5 separate regions of the Homo sapiens genome follow, and all the other regions are linked to region 1. Evidence: chromatin contacts called from ENCODE Hi-C or POLR2A ChIA-PET data. All regions are on one chromosome and are shown on one strand. The core of a region is the stretch at or near the end of the contact, and the rest is flanking DNA. Distances in the headings are between cores, read along the strand shown.

The links. Hi-C counts contacts between places; a loop is a spot of excess contacts on that map. ChIA-PET counts read pairs that join two places held with the same protein, here RNA polymerase II (POLR2A). Pooled maps may share reads with other maps.
Region 2: a loop to region 1 is called in a map with no recorded cell type, with 5 times the contacts of the local background. The contact joins the promoter of LINC02470 here to the promoter of KLRK1-AS1 in region 1. A Hi-C loop is called at or near these places in 1 of 37 single-sample maps with no recorded cell type and 5 of 50 pooled maps.
Region 3: a map of endothelial cell of umbilical vein shows a loop between it and region 1 (2.8-fold over the local background). The contact joins the promoter of CLEC12B here to the promoter of KLRK1-AS1 in region 1. A Hi-C loop is called at or near these places in 1 of 168 maps with a recorded cell type or tissue (endothelial cell of umbilical vein).
Region 4: a pooled map shows a loop between it and region 1 (3-fold over the local background). The contact joins the promoter of CLEC9A here to the promoter of KLRK1-AS1 in region 1. A Hi-C loop is called at or near these places in 1 of 50 pooled maps. POLR2A ChIA-PET finds 5 or more read pairs at or near these places in 2 of 52 experiments (BJ and H1).
Region 5: a map of ovary shows a loop between it and region 1 (5-fold over the local background). The contact joins the promoter of CLEC2B here to the promoter of KLRK1-AS1 in region 1. A Hi-C loop is called at or near these places in 4 of 168 maps with a recorded cell type or tissue (CD4-positive, alpha-beta T cell, CD8-positive, alpha-beta T cell, cardiac septum and 1 more), 1 of 37 single-sample maps with no recorded cell type and 15 of 50 pooled maps. POLR2A ChIA-PET finds 5 or more read pairs at or near these places in 1 of 52 experiments (activated naive CD8-positive, alpha-beta T cell).

The regions. Positions count from the first base shown.
Region 1 is chr12:10,362,363-10,365,062 of GRCh38, reverse strand. KLRK1-AS1 (KLRK1 antisense RNA 1) reads right to left here and starts at 1,294. Exons shown (of 4, transcript NR_120430.1): 1 at 1,030-1,294. RefSeq lists enhancers at 244-313, 774-823.
Region 2 is chr12:9,942,179-9,944,878 of GRCh38, reverse strand. It overlaps LINC02470 (long intergenic non-protein coding RNA 2470), which reads left to right and starts at 1,384. Exons shown (of 5, transcript NR_104634.2): 1 at 1,384-1,749; 2 at 2,307-2,390.
Region 3 is chr12:10,009,260-10,011,959 of GRCh38, reverse strand. CLEC12B (C-type lectin domain family 12 member B) reads right to left here and starts at 1,333. Exons shown (of 6, transcript NM_001129998.3): 1 at 1,110-1,333. The coding sequence starts at 1,200.
Region 4 is chr12:10,029,423-10,032,122 of GRCh38, reverse strand. CLEC9A (C-type lectin domain containing 9A) reads right to left here and starts at 1,441. Exons shown (of 9, transcript NM_207345.4): 1 at 1,151-1,441. It overlaps LOC102724020 (a long non-coding RNA gene), which reads left to right and starts at 1,500. Exons shown (of 4, transcript NR_169587.1): 1 at 1,500-1,580.
Region 5 is chr12:9,868,104-9,870,803 of GRCh38, reverse strand. CLEC2B (C-type lectin domain family 2 member B) reads left to right here and starts at 1,450. Exons shown (of 5, transcript NM_005127.3): 1 at 1,450-1,599.

The sequences.
Region 1 (2,700 bases), core at 45-2,544:
CCTTTAACTCCGTAGCTGCCAGCACAGTTGGTTTATCTCGGCGTGAGCTGCGAGCATTCTACAATAAACTGCTAGGCAGGGCTGCGTACATTTAGCCATGAGTCAATATAAAGACTAGGTCTGAATGCCCTGGCTGTCCTCCGACCCTAGTCACCACCTTAAAACACACGGCCAATTTCTCTACAGTGCCTTCGGCCAGCCATCTGACACTAAAAGAGGGCTATTGTAATTCACAGTATGTCTTTAACTTTTGAACATCCAGTTTCATCCCACAATCACCTCTAAATCCTTTCTTTAAAATTTTTATCATGCACTCCAAAGGAGTTGGTTTTGACGCTTTCCCTCCCATTTCCTCCCTTGCGGCACACTCTCACTCTCACTCTCACTTTCACTCTCAGGTCCAGCAGACCCGGTCCTATTACAGGAGTTTCGGACACTGCTTAGCCAGGAAGGTGTCTTCCCCTGTCACAGCCTGCTACAGCTGCAAAGCTCGTCCTATCAGCTGTATGCAATGTCCTAGGTCTGATTTCCCCCCACACTCGCCTCAGAGCACACAGCCCGTGCTAAGGGATCTGTGCCTCCCCACGTCACTCCCTGCATTGGCCTCTCCCGAGACCATCGCTTTCACACACTTTCACACACCTTCCTTGCCCCAGGATTCCTCATTGGACGAAATGAGCCTCTCTCATGTCCCGGGTGAGTCTAGTTAGGCTCCCACTTTCACACACATACACCACTCCTACTGCAGGAGTCCTCATCGGATGGAATGAGCCTCTCTCATGACCTGGGTGAGCCTAGTTAGGCTCCCATATTCACACACATACACACACCACTCCCAGTTCCTGTCTCCAGATCCAGTGAACCACTTTCACTTTGTTAGTGGGGACATAAGCTTCATCCAAATTGGCAGGCCACTCCTGCTGCCCCCAGCCACTCTGGGTTGGATTAGTGGTCAGTCCCTGGGAGGTGATCAAGCTCCCCTTTGTCCCTATGGGACGGGCTTTCCTGCCTTGGGCCTATACTCCTTACCACAGTTCCTGAAGTGCTGGTATCGTCCTGCAGCCCCATCCTCGGTTCCATTGCGCTGCCAGGCAGGGTGCTGGGACGTGGGGAGAGCTGGTCTATATATCCGGGTGAAGCTCAGCTGTGGCACACCTTGGATGCCGGGTCTCTCCTGGCCCCGGGGACCTAGTATCGCAGGCAAAGGGGACAGTAAATCTGTCATCTCCAATCCTGATGAGCCCCCAGAAATGTATCGGGATATATAAGGAATCAGAGAGACCAAGGGATTGAGGAGGATATTTATTATTTAGGTGCACTGGTCCACTTGGATTAACATCCAAAGGACTGAGCCCCAAACAAAGAGTCAAGTTACCTTTTAAGCATTTCGTGGGTGGGGGAAGATTTGTGCAGGGGGAAGCGTATAACAGAAGCAAGAAACAAAGACAGTTATTCAATTGAGACATACATGACATCATTTCTTTTCAAGGAAAAACATGTTTTATGACTTGAGTTTATCTGTCTAGTGACCTTGCAGCTGCACAGCTAGAGAAATAGGGTCTTCATAATGCCTGGGAAAGGGAGAGATAAGGCTCACTAGCCACAGAAAACAGGCAGTTAATTTTTAAAGGACTCCGGCTCTTTCTCTTCCTCAGGGGGGAATTGGGTTTTCTTATATACAACTGAGTTTTTGCTTACACATTCTGTAATTTATTTTAATTCCTGTTCCATGCCAGCCACCTATGCTGCTGTTTTCCCCCTCCTTCCCCTTTCCCTAGGGAAGGGACTGGTGGCAGTGGGGCTATTCTTTCTTCCCCCAAGAAGAAAGGAAAGGGGGGTTCTGAATATTTTTCTTACTACTGGGAGTTTGTGTGAGGTTCAACGCCCCCCTCCCATGGGGATTCCTCACCTCTTTCTGAGGTTCAACCCGCCTCATGGGGATTTCTCACCTCTTTCTGAGGTTCAACACCCCTTCTATGGGGATTTCTCACCTATTTTTAACCTCCAAGACATCCCGACTAAGGAATAATCTACTGACCCTGCAGTTTCTCTCTCCTTGGTACGTCCTAACTAAGGAATGCTTTACCGTCCTGTGGCTTTTTTTTTTTTTTTTTTTTTAGTCCCGATCACCAAGGAAATACTTTATTGGCTCCCACAGCTTCTTCTTTCTTGGCCTGTGCACAAAGTTGTCGCCACAGTATGTGAGGATCCTTTAAGCTAGGTTGCTGGCCAGTTTCTTTTTTTTTTTTTTCTCTCTGTGTTGCTGAGAGTCTGGGTTTATTTGTCTCAATTTGTCATTCCTGAGGGCCCCTTCAATGAGGTAGGGGAGTGCACTCCCTCATGAGAGAGGACTGGAGACCACCCCTGGAGGAGAATGTATCCCCATACAGACTGCCACCAAATTGTTTGAAATGCTTGTTCCCCAGTGCCATAAAAAAATAGCACTTGAACATAGATTTATTTAGTGTGGCCATTTTTTTTTTTTACTTCCTGCAGAAAGGGTATACTCATCAGCAGTTTTGCCACGAGTGTACACCAAACAAAGGAGACAGCATCATTTATAACCTGCCGCATCCACCCTACTGCTGTATCCAGTTTCCATTGACTGGAACAGGACCTCACATTCTGTATTTGTCCCGACTGGCTAGCAATTTAGAACTTTTTAAAAGAGGCAAAGGTAGAGGAGAACAAAGGAAGGAG
Region 2 (2,700 bases), core at 135-2,634, 420 kb after region 1:
TTTACTGTAAGTAATTGTATAAAGTAGAAACTTCCATGCTAGTTTTTCAGTTCACGAATCACTATATACATGTTTGTATTGTGATTAACGACCAACCATGTCACTTTTTTCCAAGTCTGTCAATGATTGATTGGTCACCATGCATCTTTTATCAGTTAATACAGAATAAGATGGAGAGTTATTCTGTATTATTTTGTAAATGTCACATGGGTTTGTCACTGTATGACAAATTCCAAAGGAAATTTGAAACAGGAAGACAAGAAGAGGAAGGTAATTGAAACAGGAAATTGGTTAGTGACACAAAGTGCAGCAAAAAATGATGGCGCTGAAAGGGGAAATAAAATAGAAGAGAAATGAAGTTAGAGAAGCAATAGCTGTTGATAGGGTTATTAATAATTCACCTTTTGAAGAGTCTCTAGATAATGCAACCAGAGGAATTTAGTAAAGGCACACTTATTGACAAAAATAAGGTAAGTGGTTGTGATGAAAAGAATGAAGAGGTCCCAGAGGAAGTTATACGAGCTAAAGTGTTCACATCAAATGAACTCTCAATGTGTTTCCTAACATTTCAAGTGCAAAGAATAGTATATTGGAAGTCTATCCAAATTTAGGAATAAAAAAGCTTGAGAAGGCATCTAAAAGATGCTGGCTCCATATTGTAAGCGATAGAACAACAACAGCACGTACTCAATTCACACTACTCATTTTCTTTTAAGCAAAACACTTGAAACTCAGTGTTTTTAATGTTTTAATTATAGCATACTTTAAAAATATTAATTTTATTGTTGTTTACATTTCCCTATACGTTTATGAGTGACAGTAAAGTAATTTTCAATCAGGAAAAGAGGATAAAGGAAAAATCATACTTTTCCCTATTATTAAAATAGCTTGGTGTGATATCAGCTTGTGCAGTAATTTTTATTATCACACACTACAGTGCAAAATAAAAACTGCCTGTATATGAAACAAGCTTTCATTAGTTCCTATGAAAACATGTAAAAACAATGGCTTTGTTTTCCCACATTTTACTAAACACTCCACAGGTACACTTAGAACACAGTGGTTAAAAATGTAGAACAGAAAAAAGTTATTAAAAACAAGAAAATGGGGGCAGATCCACTTTGTGGCGTGAGAGAATGTGTACACTTTCCAGTGCAGGCAATTTATGTTATATACCTGTGTCCAATCGGAGATTTTTAGGGAGACAATATAAAGAAGCCGGAAAGGGAGGGTATGGGACTCCCCATTCTCTGCTCTGCGTACCAAGCAGGTGGGAGGTGAGGTGCCCATTAGGTTGAATTCTTATCGCTGTGCCCCAGCCAATCGTGGGCTGCGGAAATCATGGGCTGTAGAGTCATCGCTGCCGGGGCAGAGGCACCGTTGGTGCATGCCCGGCTGCCGTTGCTGCCCCTGCCTCGTACAAACGTCAGAGAAGGCACATGACACGCCCCTGGGGGCCATCTGGCCCAAGTCCACCTGCGCGGCTGAGTGGAGGATGCTAGGTTGCTGTGCTGTTTCTCCTACTGTCTTGCTGCCGCACCACCCCTCAGAAAAACCGGGTCGTCAGTTTCCTGCGGTTTGCACTCACCAAATATACTTAGCAATTTGCAATTCACCCGCAGGATTATTCCAGCCTCTGTGATCACACACAGAAGGATGAGCCTTCCTCGTGAGGGTTGGAGATGGAGGGAGAAGGGATGGAGAGTAAGGATGGGACGGAGGTTGTGGAGCAGCAGACCAACACGCCAGGTGGGTGAGGTTGTGTGATTATTCTAGCATCTTTTCTTGATCCTAGCTTGCACCCTTTTAGCATTGGGAGGGAAGGGCAGGGTAGGGGATAGCGACCATAATATAGATCTTAAGTAAAAGCAGTTTTCATTAATAAAACAAAGACTTCAATAATAATGATAATTGGCGATTCCAGCCTCCTCCATCATATTGGAAAAGACAGTATTTCATTAAAAATACTTGGAATTTTCCCTTGGAAAAGGCAGTATTTTATTAAAAGACGCTGCGAGGAAACTGTTGGTTTTCTGTTCTGGAAGCAGGGCAGAAGAATTAGTAACACAGTTCTGCCAAATAGCACAGGAAAGTGGAGCCAAAGCACCTTCGAGGCTCCTGATGTTCAAACGTTAGGTCTTAGTTCCCTTTCTTATTTTTCTAATACATTAATTGCTGAATTGTGAACAGTAGAACACGCGGAAGATAGAGAAAAGAGATAAACATGATGGGTTTTTTGTTGGTTTGCTTGCTTTTTTTCTCTCTGGAACATAAACAATGACATCTGTTTCTCTTTGGTATAATAGAAAGGAAAATAATGATCATCTCAATTTTTATATGTGGAGGCATTGCTTTTCTTCTTTGGGGGATTTTAAGATTTCCCAGAAAATGTAAGTAAACAATTTCTGCTAAAATTATTAAATTAAATTGTTAAAATTATTGTATTATTGATTCAGTTGGATACCAATAACTAGTCTTTCCTTCCTTAATATAGAACAATTTAGAGATAAAAGCATTTTCCAAGACAGTGCATCTAATTGCTCTTCAAACTTAGTCACCTGCTTCACCTTCTAGAATAATCAGTCTTTCAATAAATATGTATCAAGCTTTAGGCACAGTGCTGCCTGCTGATGATATAACAATGAAAAAAAATGGTATTTCTTGCCTGAAAGTAGTTTATCTTTAACTGAATATGGAAGC
Region 3 (2,700 bases), core at 84-2,583, 350 kb after region 1:
GCAATGTTTTAGATACAGCATGACAGACTCTAGGTACACTGTGATATGCACCATATCCACACCTCCTTTTTCCTCACAGGTTAGAATTAGAATTAAAAAGTAAAACAAAACAAGGCAAAAATGTGTAACCACATTTATTAGACATATGCAAAGTCTATTCCCATCGGCTTTTTGTAAATATCCTTCCCTCAAATGTCATGCACCACACAAAATGTAAAGATAAATCTAGAGGGCAGGAGAAAGTAGTTCAGATGACTGACATGATTCAGGAGAACCTGGATAGTTAACATATCTGAAAATAAGAGATGTGGTCTTATATATTAAATCAGAGTCTTGACCATGGAGACTGCTATTTTTCCAATTAGGCATAAGAGAATGAGCTGAAGACCAGCACTGAGACTGGGCTTCCCCACATAGCAGTTGTGTGAGCTTGCTTAAATTATCTAATTTCTCTCACCCTCAGTTTTTTCATCTATGTAATGGAGAAAATACTAATATTCGAATATTATTGTGGATTTTCATTACAATTATATCTGTATATAATGTACATAAAATACTACCCAGATACTATTATTACTGGTTCAACATTACAAATTATGCTCGGATTTCAACTACCCTAAAATTTGAAAAAATACTGACAAAAGAAAAATTAGCTCTGATCTATTTCTAATCCACTCACTCATCTTCCAGTTTTCTCTTAAGTAACTTACATCATCTAAAAGAAAAACGTCCTCTACCTTCTCTATTTTAGAAGCCTCCAATCTGGTTTCTGAAAGAATATCCTCCTGGCATCTCTAACAAGGTATAAATATCAAGGATTATATTCATAAGAAGAAATCTCTAATTCCCCAAGCTCAATTTCTGGCATGTGCAGTCAGAATTTCTCTGACTGTGTGATATCACACAACTTTAAAGAGGTTCTGAAAGCCACATATTTTCACTTCAACCTTGGGAACACTCACTTTTCTAATACATTCCACAACTATTTGTCCCCATTTTGGAGATTTCACAGCACATGTCTTTAACGCCAGTATTAAAGCTGGCACCTCAAAGCATTTAACACCTGTCCACTCCCCCAAGGACACAGCTGGTCTTCTCTGAACTCCTACCTCTTTTTCTTAGGTTATTTCCATCTCGGTTATTCCTTGCTCCAGCAGAATCCTGAAATGTGAGTGTCGCGTAGGTCACTTCTTCAGACATTGTAGAAGAAAACGCTACTTTAAATTATCTAATTAATGTTTCAATATCTTGAGGCCTGGGAACAGCATGTGTTTTTCAAGGCTGGGAGCTTTGATGTAGTCACTCAGCTGACCCAGACACACTCTACTGCCCCTCTGTAAGAGAAGAATGACAATTTGTTTCTCTACAGAGAAAGTGAGAAAAGCCAAATATTCTCCTTAGAGATATTCTCATTAGAATGTTACAGATCTCAAACTGTCTGCTCTGTCAGAACTGTTTCTTGCTGTGCAGCAAAGAAGGGGTGCTTGAGGCAGAGCAGGAGGAACATGAGGGAATTCCCATGATCCTCGGGGTAGAGGATGCTCTGAATGTTTCAGAAAAGAGTCAGGTTGTCTTCTTTACATCTATCTAAGGCTAGCTAATCTGCCTGGAGACATTGGTTCTAGTTTATTCTCAGCCACATTAGATATTAAGCAGAGAGACACACATTAAGACAGAAAGAGCTGTGCCACACACCTGGCTGCTATTATAGAAAATTCAAGCGTGTGTGTGTGTGTGTGTGTGTGTGTGTGTGTGTGTGAGAGAGAGACAGAGAGAGACAGAGAGAGAGAGACAGAGAGAGAGAGACATGGTGTTGGTAATGGAGCATGGAGAAGAAACTGATAGCTACTTAGCTACTTAACGTGAGTATGAATGGGAGTGCCCTCTTCTGGCATGGTTGGGAAAGTTCCTAACAGAACAACAACCATGGGATAATCCTGCAGACAGCAAGGAATACACAGGACAAGATTTTAAAAAGATAACTACCGGAAGTTAATACATCTGTGGTAATTTGTTACAGCAGCAATATGTAGTTAATACAGAACCCAGGAAAATATGGGGGGGGAGCGCTATATATGAGGGACGAAATTAAGGAATCTCCTCTAAAGCTTTCCTTTGGGGAGAGGCAGAATATTAGATAACTGTACTTAGGGGAAGGATTGGGTATGAGTTTTGTGGTTTCAGATGAGTGGGGAGTGATCTAAAACTTCCAAGGTTCATATCTGTGTGGAGATTATCTTAGTCAAAGGTGTCCAGCGTGAGGTGCACTCACCCCACAGCTGTGAAGCAGATGCAGAAAGGCAATGTAAAAACTTTCTCTTTAGGAACGCTGTGCATGATCTCTAAACACCTAAATATACATATGTTACTTGTTCATGTTTTTTGTTTTTTTTTTTTTCAAATTGATGAAATAATCAAAAAAATGTTTGGAGGCTCTAAGTCATATATCAATAAAACTCCACTATCAAAAATATTGAAACAAATAATAAATCTATGCTTATGTTTACTATTCTAGTTGAATTCAGAAAAGGCAGAGACCATTGACATGAGGACCAGTTTAAATAGATGATTACAAAAATAAGAAATTAAGAATGGTTTTCTATCTCTGTTCTGGTCCGTGTCCGGAGTTGGTTCCTGCCGGTGGGTTCCTGGTCTCGCTGACTTCAAAAATGAAGCCGCGGACCTTTGCGGTGAGGGTTA
Region 4 (2,700 bases), core at 192-2,691, 330 kb after region 1:
CACATCCTTGCCAGCATTGGATGTTGTGAGTATTTTGGATTTTAGTCATTCAAATAGTATACAGTGGTTTCTCATTGTTGTTTTAATTTGCAATTCCCTCCTAAGGTATGACATTGAGCATCTGCAACACTGAACTTAGCTCTCCAAACAAGGCTCAGCCTTGTCTGCATTCCTTTCCCTACCCTCACTTCCCCTTCTACTTGGAATGTTATTTGTAGCATTTGTTTGTCTCCTGTAACCCTGCCAATCCTTCCCAATCCTCAGAGCCTTCACTGACAGCATCGGGCGGCTCACTCGTTCCTGCTGCCATAGTAATTTGTGCGTAACTTTTCTTGAGATTTATCACATCCTGTTATTATATGCTGTTTCTTCTACCGACATTGGTTGCTACTCCCATTTCTCAACCTCCTGGCTTCAAGCAATCCTCCCACCTTGGCCTTCCAAAATGCTGGGATTACAGGTGTAACTAACTGCACCTGGTCTTGCTACTCCCGTTTCTAAATAAAATTTCAATCTGAGTAAAAACTAAAGCCAATTTCTTCCCAAAATGGTGGGGGGCACTGGACACAATATCGAAGACCATTAGCACAATCAGTAGCACCAGACAATGAGTCAGCAGAGTCACTAAAGCCTCAGGCCACGAGTTAGAAGACACTTCACAGATTAAAGGAAATCAACAGAGGAGTAAGAAATAACCAGGGATGGCCTCCTGGAGATTTCGTGTTTGACTCCCTTTCCCTCTCTATCTCTAAAGAGAAAGTGCAGAGGGCATTTTAGACTGAGGGATCAGTAGGAGCAAGAGTAAGGAAGCTACCTGATTTACAGAGGCTGTCTACTGCCTGCAGTATCAGGCCATTGAAATACACTTAACGTCTTTCCACCAGCGGCTCCAGCCTTCCCCTCCACTTGCATCTTCCCTCATCCATCTCTGCAGATGATACATACTCCCACATATCATTCATTATTTCTTAAATATATCAGCTCACACCTTCATATTATTTTACATTTCTTCAGAATCTTTCCTAACCTAGAATGCCCTTTCCCCTTTCTCCTTTAATCATGCCTTTCTTATAAAGTAGGTTCAGATGACCTTCTCTGTCAGCATCATCTGTAATGACATACCTTCCACCCTACTGCCAGTGGTTCTTACCTCTTCTGCAGAGAGTATCATCAGTTTGAATCATTTAGATCTTGGCTAACATGGGAATCTTTACCATTGTGTGGATCAAATACCCAGATCTTGATAAGAAAAATAAAAATGCTATTGTCACATAAATGGCTGGGTTTAATCATCTGTGGGCCTTAGAGTATGTTTTCTTCAGGACAAGGTAGGCCGTTGTGCTTCACAAGAGCTTGCGAGTTATTTGAGAAGAATCAAAACATGTTGCCAGTCTAGCAGAAAAGCATTTCAACTTCACCACAGATTGCCACAGCCGGGTACAAACGGAAGTCCCGCCCCCTTCCAGGTTGTTGGGGTGGGAGCTGCCGGATGAGCTGCTGCGGCCCTCGGGGCGCAGGACCACACCATCTGCGCAGCCTGCACCCTCGCGGCCCGGTAAACTTGACAGTTTCTTATAGAGGTAAGTATAGTATTAACAGACAATCTAGGAACCATAGAAAGTGGAAAACCTGTACACACTGCTGAGACCAGCTCGGTCTGGGAGACCCTAACCCAGAGGCGCTAGAGGAATTAAAGACACACACAGAAATATAGAGGTGTGAAGTGGGAAATGAGGGGTCTCACAGCCTTCACAGCCGAGAGCCCCGAACAGAGATTTACCCACGTATTTATTAGCAGCAAGCCAGTCATTAGCATGGTTTCTGTAGATATTAGGTTAACTGAAAGTATCCCTTATGGGAAACAAAGGGATGGGCCGAATTAAAGAAATAGGTTGGGCTAGTTAACTGCAGCGGGAACATGCCCTTAAGGCATAAATTGCTCATGCTATTGTTTGTGGCTTAAGAATGTCTTTAAGTGGTTTTCCACCCTGGGCGGGCCAGCTGCTCCTTGCCCTCATTCCCGTAAACCCACCACCTTCCAGCATGGGTGTTAGGGCCATCATGAACATGTCACAGTGCTGCAGAGATTTTGTTTATGGCCAGTTTTGGGGCCAGTTTATGGCCGGATTTTGGGGGGCTTGCTCCCAACACACACAAAAACTGGCACACACATTTTCACAGGAGCTTTATTCATAATTGCCAGACATTAGAAGTAATTATGATGTCTTTCAAAAGATGAGTGGATAAACAAACTGTGGTACATTCATGCAATGGAGTATCATTCGACAACAAAATGAAATGTTGTCAAACTATGAAAAACATGGAGGAATCTTAAATGCATATTACTACGTGAAAGAAGCCGGTTTGAAAAGCTATCATATTATCCTAGCTATATGACATTCGAGAAAAACCAAGACAAAGAAAACAAAGAGATCAGTTGTGACCAATGATTCAGGGGAAGAGGAAGATTGATAGGAAGGGGGAAGATTGCTGAGTAGGTAGGGCACAGGGGATTTTTGTCTGCAAAAATGTACACCCATGTACATAAGCAGGGCTCTGAATTTTTTAAACTTTTCAAATTTTGTGGCAGGGCCTATTGAATGGGTTGAGGGAGACCTTCCTGATTGATACCTACTAATGTATATACAAATTTGAGACAGATATTTTGAGGGAGAGTGGAATTCAGGTACAACATACCTA
Region 5 (2,700 bases), core at 201-2,700, 490 kb after region 1:
TGATATCCAAGAAGTGGAAAAAGCTCAATGTCATAATGGATACATTTTATTATAAAATAGATAAAAATATTTTATGTCTGTACAATGAAATACTACTCAGTAATAAAAAGAAATTAACTGCTGATCTGTGCAAAAACATGGATAAAACTCAAAAACATTATGCTCAGTGAAAGACATCAGACTTACAAGAATTGCCAACTGTATCATTCTGCTTAACAGGAATTTCTAAAACCAGCAAAGCTCATGTTTATTGACAGTAAGTTGGCTGCTGCCTGGCTTCAGGGGTGAGGATGAACTGCAAAGCAACAGCGGGGAACATTTCCCTGTGTTGAAAATGTTTTATATCTTAACTGTTGTATCTTGACTGTTTTCCTTTTTGGAACAAAACTAAATTTCACTCAACCATACTTGAGTAATCTCTATATTTTTCTATACATGCTTTTCTAATAGTTCTTTGGATACAATCTTTTGTTAACAACAAAGGTAGAATATATTCATTTCCTCATGAATTTTCTGTCTTTTTTTTCTGTCCAAAAATGAAAAGAGCAATTTTGTTATCTGTCCTTTCCTTCTGCCCAGAAATGATTAAACCTGTATTTCTTATTCTCTTCATATTTTCTTTGTTTTAATTCCTTTGTACTACAGTTTCTTCTCTATTCTCATTTGCTTTTCCTCTTCAAGTTTCTCTCTCAGAACAAATGCAGTGTTAATCCCGAAGCCGCTTGCGGGACACTGGCTTCTTCTCCTCAGTTTCCTCCCTAATATATTTGTTGAGGGGTAATACAAAATCACTGGGAAACTGATTAGAGCAGATTTGAAGACAAAATTGTGGCCTGGTAACTTAGCAAAAGCATAATGGTGTCATCTTGTATGCTGATGATAACGTTCTGGGCACTTTGTTACTTTCGTTTTCTTTTTTCCCTCTGTGTGTCTTTGTGTGTGTTTGTGTGTGTGCTCACACCCACACGTGTGACTTTGCACGCATTTGTCTTTGAGAGAGAGATAATAGTTTTTGTTTTTCTTTCAGTAGCCAAAGTTTAAACCATTGCTTTTTCTTTGATTCTATCGCTTTTAAGGTGATCTTTCTTAACACAGGATAAGAAAGCAGTAATGTCCTAAAGAATGCTGTTGAATTAATTAGTATCAGCCTCTCCTACAGTTCTGGAAGGATACGTGGTTAAGTACCACTCCTGGATGAATCAGAAAAACAGCCACTTGAGCAATTTCGTGTTCTGTGGTTCAGATGAGAATCCCAGTTGAGAAAGTAAGAAAATATGTGTTTATTCTTCAGCTTTAAATTGTTATATCACAAACTTCCTTCCTCCTTGGCAAGCTTTCTTTTTTGACGAGAAGAAAATTGTAATAAACAACAGTATGACTAATAGATAGTCACATGGTTACTTCCAGTTTGCAAAATGCTATTTATACTTTGAGTTACTCTTCAAAAGTGGTATACCTCTAGTTTGGAGCTGTGCTGTAAAAACAAGAGTAACATTTTTATATTAAAGTTAAATAAAGTTACAACTTTGAAGAGAGTTTCTGCAAGACATGACACAAAGCTGCTAGCAGAAAATCAAAACGCTGATTAAAAGAAGCACGGTAAGAACATTTTTGTTTGTTTAGAATGACCGTTATTTATTGAAATTGTGATGCAGAATGTTAAAGCCTTCGAGAAAAGAATTAAATTTTGTGGTTTCTTTTGTGAAACTAGAAAATTCCTTCTTATAACAAGATTGAGATTTGCATATGACTGTTTTGTCCTAATAAATTCAGACTTACTTTACATTATTTGAATTACAATGGAGAAGGATTAACCATGACTTAAAACTGCTCAAGATTTAGTTTCATTTTTACTAAGTATTTTATAAAACAAATACTTGAGAAGATGATAGATATGATCCAGATACTCATACAGTTCTCAGAATGCATACATAATATGATAAATTTAGCCAATAGTTCTAATATTTTTAAAGATTGCTTTATTGGATGGTGTAAAGATACTCCGGGCTTTAGGAGTACTTAACGGAAAGAATATATCCCTTTCCTACTCTTACTAAGGAATTGCTAGTACTCCGATATCCATGGAGATGTCTTTACCAACCCTAAGAAGGATAAGGAAAGAAAATGTTCTAAAAAATACACTATGAAACAACCTGGTAACATTGGATTTATTAAATAGCAAGTTCGGAATATATAAGATCCAAGCTACATCTTTGAGATTTCAACAGGGTTTATTTATGTCAAAATATTTGAAAGAGAAAAGGCTGAAACTAAATGCATTCAATACAACGATCTATGATTTAGAGATTTAGGGACTGTGATGAGCTTTAAGCATTTCCCGTTTAACTAAATGTCAACCTACCAGCGTATGCTACGGTCAAAAAAATTATTGCTGTGGTACAATAGAATGCACACTTTATCCTTCCTCCCGTATTTTAACCGGTTTTATAATTCTGCCTAAAGTTAGATAAAACAGGTTTGCGGGGAATGAGATCAATATTTGATGGTAGCATAAAATATCATTTTAATCAAAAGTTTTAAGAAGGCCTTCCAGCCACTAGTAAAACCAGTGTTATTTTCTACTTTCAATCAATTGTATAAATTTATACATTTGTATATAAATACATTATATAATACAATATTATATATCATATTACATATGAATATATTTTAAAAGTTACTGAATAATATATTCAGTAT